Linked DNA regions of Homo sapiens: region 1 is linked to region 2. Evidence: read pairs that join two places in POLR2A ChIA-PET (ENCODE). Cell type or tissue: PC-3. All regions are shown on one strand. Region 1 has its middle 22 kb from the start of ABCG1. Region 2 overlaps LOC105372812 (a long non-coding RNA gene).

Region 1 (4,000 bases), 550 kb before region 2:
GATCCTGATATAGACCATTTGCATTGTGTAAAAATGTTCCTCTTCCATTTCCTAACCAATTACTGTCTCTACAGGTAAACATTATTCTGGCTTCAATTACCATAGATTAGCTTTGTTTATTCTTGATCTTTATATAATTGGAATACAGTATTACTACTTTGTGTCTGGCTTCTTTCATTCATATGTTTTTGTGATTCATGCACGTTAGTGCTTGAGTCCATAGTTTACTCTTTTATGTGAGAGAGTATCTTTTCATTCTCCTATTGGTGGACATTTGGGTTGTTCTCAGTTTGGGGCTATTATAAATAAAGTTGCCACTAGCATTCTTGTATCTGTCTCTTGGTGGATACAAACATTCATTTTTGTTGAGTGAAATCTACCAGAGAAATTGCCAGGTTATGGGACAAGAATGTGCTTAATGCTAGTGGATGCTATCAACCAGTTTTCCAAATTTTTACCGACTTATACTCTTGCCTGCAATGTGAGAGTTCCAGTGGCTCCACGTGCTTGCCCTCACTTTGCACTGTCAGTTTCTGTAAAATGTAGCCACTCTGATTGGAATGTGATGATCATATCATCAAGGCTTTAATTTGCTGTTCTGTACTGATTAATGATGTGCCACTTCATTTTTTTTAAGTTGTATTGTTTTGATTTTAGTATTGGTTTGTAGAATTGCTTAATATTTCTAAATAGGTGCCCTCTGTCACATAGATGGATTTTGAATATGTTTTCTCAGTCTGTAGTTTGCCATTTAGGTTTTGTTTTGCTTTTTGTTTTTGTTTTTTTGATACGGAGTCTCACTCCGTCACCCAGGCTGGAGTGCAGTGGCATGATCTCAGCTCACTGCAACCTCTGCCTCCCAGGTTCAAGCAATTCTACTGCCTCAGCCTCCCAAGTAGCTGGAATTACAGGTGCCCTCCACCATGCCCAGCTAATTTTTGTATTTTTAGTAGAGATGGGGTTTTGCCATATTGGCCAGGCTGGTCTTGAACTCCTGACCTCAGGTGATCCACCTGCCTCGGCCTGCCAAAGTGTTGGGATTATAGGCGTGAGCCCCTGCGCCCGGCTGACCATTTAATTTTGTAATGATGTCAGTTTTCGTCTTTGTTTTTTGATGACAGAAGTTCTTAGTTTTAATGAAATCTAATCACTTTTATAGTTAGTATGTGTGTGTTTTCTTTAAGAAATCTCTGAAGAAATGAAGAATATGAAAATACATTTATTTGCTTTCTTCTAGAAGCAGCACTGTTTTCATTTTCAGATTTAAGTTTATGATGCATCTTGAATTAATTTCTATGTAGGCTGAAAGGTGCATTTTTTCCAAATGCTTTCTTAGTGTCTCCAGCACTAGGGATTGAAAACGCCCTCCTGTCTTCATTGCACTGGCTCTTTGATGTAACCAATGGCCGTATATGGGAGGAAGGTAAATCTCTGAACCATCTGTTCTTCTCCACTGCTCTGTTTATCTGTACTTGTACCAACACCACGCCATCTTAATTACGGTAGTTTTTAACTAAGTTTTGAAATATGATAGTGTAAGTTCTCCAATTTTCTTCAAGGTTGTGTTGGCTGTTCTGGATGTTATTTCTGTATAAATTTTAGAATCACCTTGTCAATTGTCTTCAAAAAAGGGAGCAGGAGAGAAAGAAGAAAACAAGCATACTGGGGTTTTGACTACGCCACATTCATAGATTAATTTGAGGAGAAATGATATCTTAACACATTAAATGTCCTGATCCATAAATGTAGAATAGCTCTCCATTTATTTGTCTTTTAAAATTTATCTCTGCAGTGTTTTGTTTTGTTTTGTTGGGACAGGGTCACACTCCTGTCACCCAGGCTGGAGTACAGCAATCACGGCTCACTGCAGCCTCAACCTCCTGGGCCCAGGTGATCCTCCCACCTCAGCCTCCCAAGTAGCTGGGACTACAGACGTGCACCACACCCGGCTAATTTTTTGTACTTTCAGTAGAGACCAGGTTTTGCCATGTTGCCCAGGCTGGTCTCAAACTCCTGAGCTCAAGTGATCTGCCTGCTTTGGCCTCCCAAAGTGCTGGGATTACAGGCGTGAGCCACCAGGCCCAGCTCTCTGCAGATTTTTAAAGTTTTCAGGGTTGAGTTCTTGTTCATCTTGAGTTGTATTTATTCTTAAGTATTTAATATTTTTTATCTCATTGTAAATGATATATTTTAGTCTTGCTGTCTAAATGTTTGGTGTTAGTCTATAAAAAATAGTATTGACCTTTGTATATTGACTTTATAGCCCGCAACCTTGCTAAGATCACTTGTTTCTGTACTAATCTTTATTTCCTTCTTTCTGCTTGCTTTGGGTTTAGCTTGCTCTCCTTTTTCTAGGTTCTCAGGAGGAAGTTTAGGTTATTTATCTGAGATTTTTTTTTAAATACAGGCATTGGCAGCCATAGATTTGCCTCTCAGTGCTGCTTTTGCTGCATCCTGGACCTTTTGGTATGTGGTGTTTCTATTTATTTTCATTCATTTTAAAGTATTTTCCAATTTCCTTTGTGATTTCTTCTTTGAACTATCGTTTATTTAAGAGAATACTGTTTAATTTTCACATTTTAGTGAATTTTCTAAGATTATTTATTAATGATAACAGTTGATAGATTTGTTTAGAGATAGTTTGACTATGTTGTGCCTGAGTATAATCCTTTAAGAACTTATTCATCTGGCTTGGATCTAATTTCTTGACTCTGTGGGTTGCTGTCTTTCATAAGATTTAGAAAATATTTATCTATTATTTCTTCAAATCTTGCATCTCCCTGTCTCTCTCCCTCCCTCTCCCTCCCCACTCTCCCCCTTTCTCCAGGACTCCAGTCACACCTGTGTTGGCATTGACTATATCAACATAATGTTCTGTTTCTACCATTTTTTTCTCTCCATGATTTGCTTTGGATGTTTTCTATTGATCCATCTTGAAGCATATTAATCTTATGTTCGGCTAGATGCAGCCTGCTCTTAAAGCCATCTGCAATACCCTCATGTCAAATAGTTATTTGTGCTTCTGGAATGTTAATTGGTGACTTTTGCAGATTCCAGTTCTCCACTGGGATGCTCTCTCTTTGCACCCCTCATGTCCATCTTTTCTTCTGTTTTTAGCATATTTACAAGCATTACTTCCCAGTCTTTGGCTGCTCACTTCCTTCTCTGGAGCATGGCCCCTGAACACACAGCTGTTTCCAGAGGGGAGGAGGTGAGGCTGGCCTCCCACAGCTGCGCTGCCTCTCACCCACAGCCTGCTGCTGGGGTCAGCTTTGTCTTCCCACGTGTGCATCATTTCTTAGGGTCCCCAGCATGCCATTTCCAGGAACCAGGCCAGGAGCTGAATGTTGCAACCCGTCTATAATAACAGCAATGCAATCACCCAAACAGTGGTGAGGTCACCGGCCTGTGACTGACAGTCAGGGGGTGCCTTTCCTTTTCCACAAACGACTTGGGAACCTGTCTTGGGCAAATCAGGTCTACACATAAAAATTGTTTTCATCATTTTCTTGAATCAGCCCATCCACATCCAGCAGGACACGCCCTTCAGCCACTGCTCTCTGGCCACCTACCTCTGGGTGCACTTGGATTTCTCAGCTCCCCCCATAAGAAGTTGTGACTCCCCCACCCCCAGCTCTCCTGAGGGGCCTGAGCCCCTCAGAGGAGAGCAGAACCCACTTCTGAGACAGCACCTTTCCTGCAGCCTGAGATCAGTGCGGCTCCCTTAGCTGCTGGCATTGTCTGCAGGCATCTCCATGAAGCCCATCATCGGTGTCATCCGCCCATGCTCCTGCAGCGCCTGCCCTTGGCTGGCTCCTGTGGCTTCTCCAGCCGGGGCAGCTGAGGCTGCCAGCGCCTCTAACGAGTGCCTCGGGTGGGAAAGGCCTGAGTGTGGGGCTGCCTGGGGGTGATCAGTGCCTCCAGCCACATTAACTCGTTTTAGGTGTGCTTGATTCACTCCTGAGAGGTGGAGGGCCAAACACTGAGGGTCTCTGTTCTC
Region 2 (4,000 bases):
TTAGCCGGGCATGCTGGTACGTGCCTGTAGTCCCAGCTACTGGAGAGGCTGAGATAGGAGAATTGTTTGAGCCCAAAAGACAGAGGTTGCAGTGAGCCGAGACCATGCCACTGCACTTCAGCCTGGGGACTCTATCTCAAAAAAAAAAAAAAAAAAAAAAGAATAATTATTCAGCTTGTAATTGTTTTTTAATATTCAGATAATCAATACAAAAAAGAAGATATTAGTTTTTTGCTTCAATGTAAACATGTTATTTTTCCCTTTTGAGAAAGCGTTTCTTGAGGGTTTCTTGAAAATTAAACATACAACTACCGCATGACCTCGTTGTTCTACTCCTAGATATTTGTCCAAGAGAAATGAAAATTTAAATTTAAATTTAATTTTTTTCTCTGCAACTACAATGTCTGCTTTATTAGAAATAAAAATTACATGTTACCACAGTATTCTGCCCTTGTCCTAATATGCAAAGATATTTCAGTGCAAATTTATTTTTCCCCAGCTTTATTGAGTTACAATTTATATCCAATAAAATCCACCCATTGTAATTTAGCAATTGGTAGCTGTAGTGTAACCATCACCACAATCAAGAAATAGAACATTTTTATCACTCTAAAAAGTTTTCTTTTGACCTTCCCCTGAGCCCTGACCCCAATTACTACTAATCTGGAAAGCATTTTTAAGGCTTTAAACAAGGTAATTGAGGTATAATTGCCATATAATAAACTATACATACTCAGAGTGTACAATTTGACATGTGTCGACACATGGGCATGTCCTGAAACCACCCCAACAACAAGACAGAAAGTATATGCCTCCTTCCATGCGCGGATATACCACGATGTGTTTATCCGTCTCGCCTGTTGATGGACATTTGGGTTGTTTCTAGTTTTGGCTATTACAAATAAAGCTGCTATGAACATTTATGCAAAAGTCTTCACTTGGGCACAGGCTTTCACTTCTCTTGAATAAATAGCTCTGAGTAGAACGATGGGGTCATGTGGTATTGTGTATTTAATTGCCAAGAATCTGTCAGTTTTCCAAAGTGCCTATACCATTTTACATTCCTAACCACAGGGTGTGAGAGCTCCAGTCTCTGCGGCGGCCCTCACTGTAGTTATTCTAAGCTATTTGTAGTAATAGCCATTGTAGTATATATGTATATATTTGACAGTGTCTCCCTTCTGTTGCCCAGCTGGAGTACAGTGGCACAGTCACTGCTTACTGCTGCCTTGACCTCCTAGGCTCAAGCGATACTCCCACCTTAGCTTCCTGAGGAGCCACGACCACAGCCTAGCACCACCACACCTGGCTAATTTTTTTTTTTTTTTTTTTTGTAGAAATGGGGTTTCATTCTGTTGCCCAGGCTGGTCTTGAACTCCTGGGCTCAAGTGATCCTCCTGCCTCAGCCTCCTGAGTAGCTAGGACCACAGGCTAGTTATATCATGCCTAGCTAATTTTGTTTATTATTTATTTATTTATTTTTGTAGAAACAGGAGTTCACTGTGCTCCCCAGGCTGGTCTGGAACTTCTGAATTAAAGTGATTCTCCCACCTTAACCTCCCAAAGTGCTGGAATTAGAGGCGTGAGCCACCTCCCCTGGCCAAACATTAATTGAATTAAGTCTTCCTGAAAGTGCTATTAAAAACCCAAGGAAAACTAGACATTAGAAATGTGAAACAATACCTTCGATGTTAATCAAAAGTGAAGGAACTAAGAACGGTCTTTTCTGTTACACAGGCTGCTCTTGAGGACACCAAGAATCTCACACTAACTGTTTTCTGCTTTCCTACCTTAGCCCACAGGAAAGGTCGCCCATCCTAAACACACCCTCTCCACAGCCTCCCAGTCAGCCCTGCCGCCCCCCGACAGTCTCACCTCTCCTCTGATGAAATTGCACAGAGATTGGATAACTGCCCTGTGGTTTTAAGTGGAAAATATGGCTTCCTGGTTGAACTTCAGACTGTTCTATGAGATAATAGACCCTTTTTCTCTGAATCTGGGTAATTCAATCCTGTCTATCCCCACGTGAAAGTCTGTCCAGTTGGAGAAATATTTAGTAGCCCCTGTGCTCTGCAGCTTAGTGAATTCCAGGGGCTGTGAGCTTTTGAGGGGTCTAAGCCCCCAGAGCTCAGAGCAGGCGCCATGCCTGTGACAATTCCTTAACACACTTGTGCCACTCTCAGAGAAATCCACTGTTGAAAGTCCATTTAGTGGTCAAGATGATGAGATGAGTAAAACTTGGAAAATTTTACTGCTGAATGACTAATGCATGTTTTTTACCAAGCTATTTTCCTCGTATCATGTTCAATTTTGACAACTGGGAAACTGTCTGCATTTGTATCAGAAGAAAGGAGAGAGACAAACAGGATTTCTTTCCATGAACATGCGCGCTGCCTTCCTTTCCGTTCTGTGACTCACGGATGTGCCGGCCAGCCTTCTGACGGAGGCCCTGAAATGGGGATATTGTGTTCCTGATGATAGGATCTGAGCACTCCGGGGGCCACGACGTGATTTGGATCAAGGGGGTCATTGTTCTTTGGGGGGTTTCCAGTGAGGCATGGGTTTTCTCACAACCCTGTGACTAAGCTGTGATAAGCTGCTGGCTCCCTGGGGAACCTGATAGGGTCTGGCCGTTTTGAACTTTGTGGATTTCTCTGGCTCTTCCTGGCCCTCTCCCACAGTACCCATAGGATGATTTCTTTCCTTTCTGCCTTTTTTTTCTTTACCTTTGCTGAAAAGACAGATTCAGTGAAAGCCTGTGTCTTGTTCTATTACCCAAAATGTTAGCATCCACCACACTCAGGGCACTCCCCGTGAGAAGCAGCCTCCTAACATGGGCTTGTCCCTGTCCCAGGGAACGTGCAGCCCTAGCTCTAACAATCTGCAGCATGAAGGGGGCTGGAATCTCTCCTCTGTAGTCGGTCTTTAGACACTCTTTGGAAATAATAAATATTGTGCAAAGAAAAGTGGATAAAAATTGCATTTTAGGGAGGGTATTGGAAGTGCCTCCCCCAGCCCAGGCACTTCCCTGCCAGGTCATTCTTTTTGGGCTAGTCATTGCTTTCCCCTTGAGGCAAATCCTCCTTGGATGGGCCTGTCCTGAGAGGGACTGAGGTCATTGGAAAGTGCTGGCTGGACTCAGCATCTGTGGTCCTTGGTGTCAGAGAGACCAGAGTTTGAGTGTGACCCAGCACATTCTGGCCATGCAACCTCTGCCAGGTTTAGATGATCCCACGTGGATTTCTCTTCTATAGTTAGTGACAGCAACAACCAACATGCAGGAGTTAGTTCTCAACTGTTTTGAAACGATGGTCACCTCCTTATCTCAGGTCAGACACTGTCTTGTTAACAAGCTCTCAGGAACCGGTGGTGGCATGTCAGAGACCGCTAGTTATCTCAGGGGCACGGCCTCTTGCTTTGACTATTTTCCATTGATGGGACATTTGACATCTCTGCCAGGGTTCATATTAACTTGAAGAAAATGGACAGTGATGCAACTGACTCTATCTGCTGGCAATACAGTTGAATTTGTCTTGTCGAGATGCTGATAGCTTACTGAACAATAGATCATCACCCAACAGGGACTGTTTTATTGCACCCTAGGGCCCTGTGATCTGGCAACATCCTTCCAGCATGCCTTCTGTCAGAGACTGTAGTCTTTCATTCTTTTTCTACTTTTTGAACCAGCTCTGCCACCATGCTGGCTTCCATACTGAGTTCCATAAACCATTGACAGATGCTCCTGTTACATAAGAGTCATACTTTTAACTTGTAAAAAATTCAACCTCAGCAAGGGCATCATTCTACCCCCACACCTTTTCAATCTCTGCTGCCTCCCTCACGTCTTCTTTTCTCCACCCTCACATCCTAGAAAATCCATCCAGTCGACTAGGAGCAGTAGCTCACACCTGTAATCCTAGCACTTTGGGAGGCTGAGGTGGGTGGATCACCTGAGGTCAGGAGTTTGAGACCAGCCTGGCCAACATGGTAAAACTCCATC

The links. ChIA-PET counts read pairs that join two places held together with the same protein. Peaks named below come from ENCODE experiments on the same cell type or tissue, not always from the same donor. Only the 100,000 strongest peaks of a DNase experiment are listed, where the experiment ranks them.
Region 1: POLR2A ChIA-PET joins it to region 2 with 5 read pairs; 2 of 35 experiments call an interaction of 5 or more read pairs at or near these places.

What each region holds. Positions count from the first base shown.
Region 1 is chr21:42,194,890-42,198,889 of GRCh38, reverse strand. No RefSeq gene overlaps it. Among named protein-coding and RNA genes, the nearest start is that of ABCG1, 22 kb to the left of the region's middle. In PC-3, no CTCF peak of the experiment used is centred here; no DNase peak of the experiment used is centred here.
Region 2 is chr21:41,640,509-41,644,508 of GRCh38, reverse strand. LOC105372812 (a long non-coding RNA gene) reads right to left here. Exons shown (of 2, transcript XR_937741.1): 2 at 2,722-3,742. Among named protein-coding and RNA genes, the nearest start is that of LINC00111, 37 kb to the left of the region's middle. In PC-3, no CTCF peak of the experiment used is centred here; DNase peaks (open chromatin) are centred at 2,338 and 3,088; H3K4me3 peaks cover 1,303 bases; H3K27ac peaks cover 3,765 bases.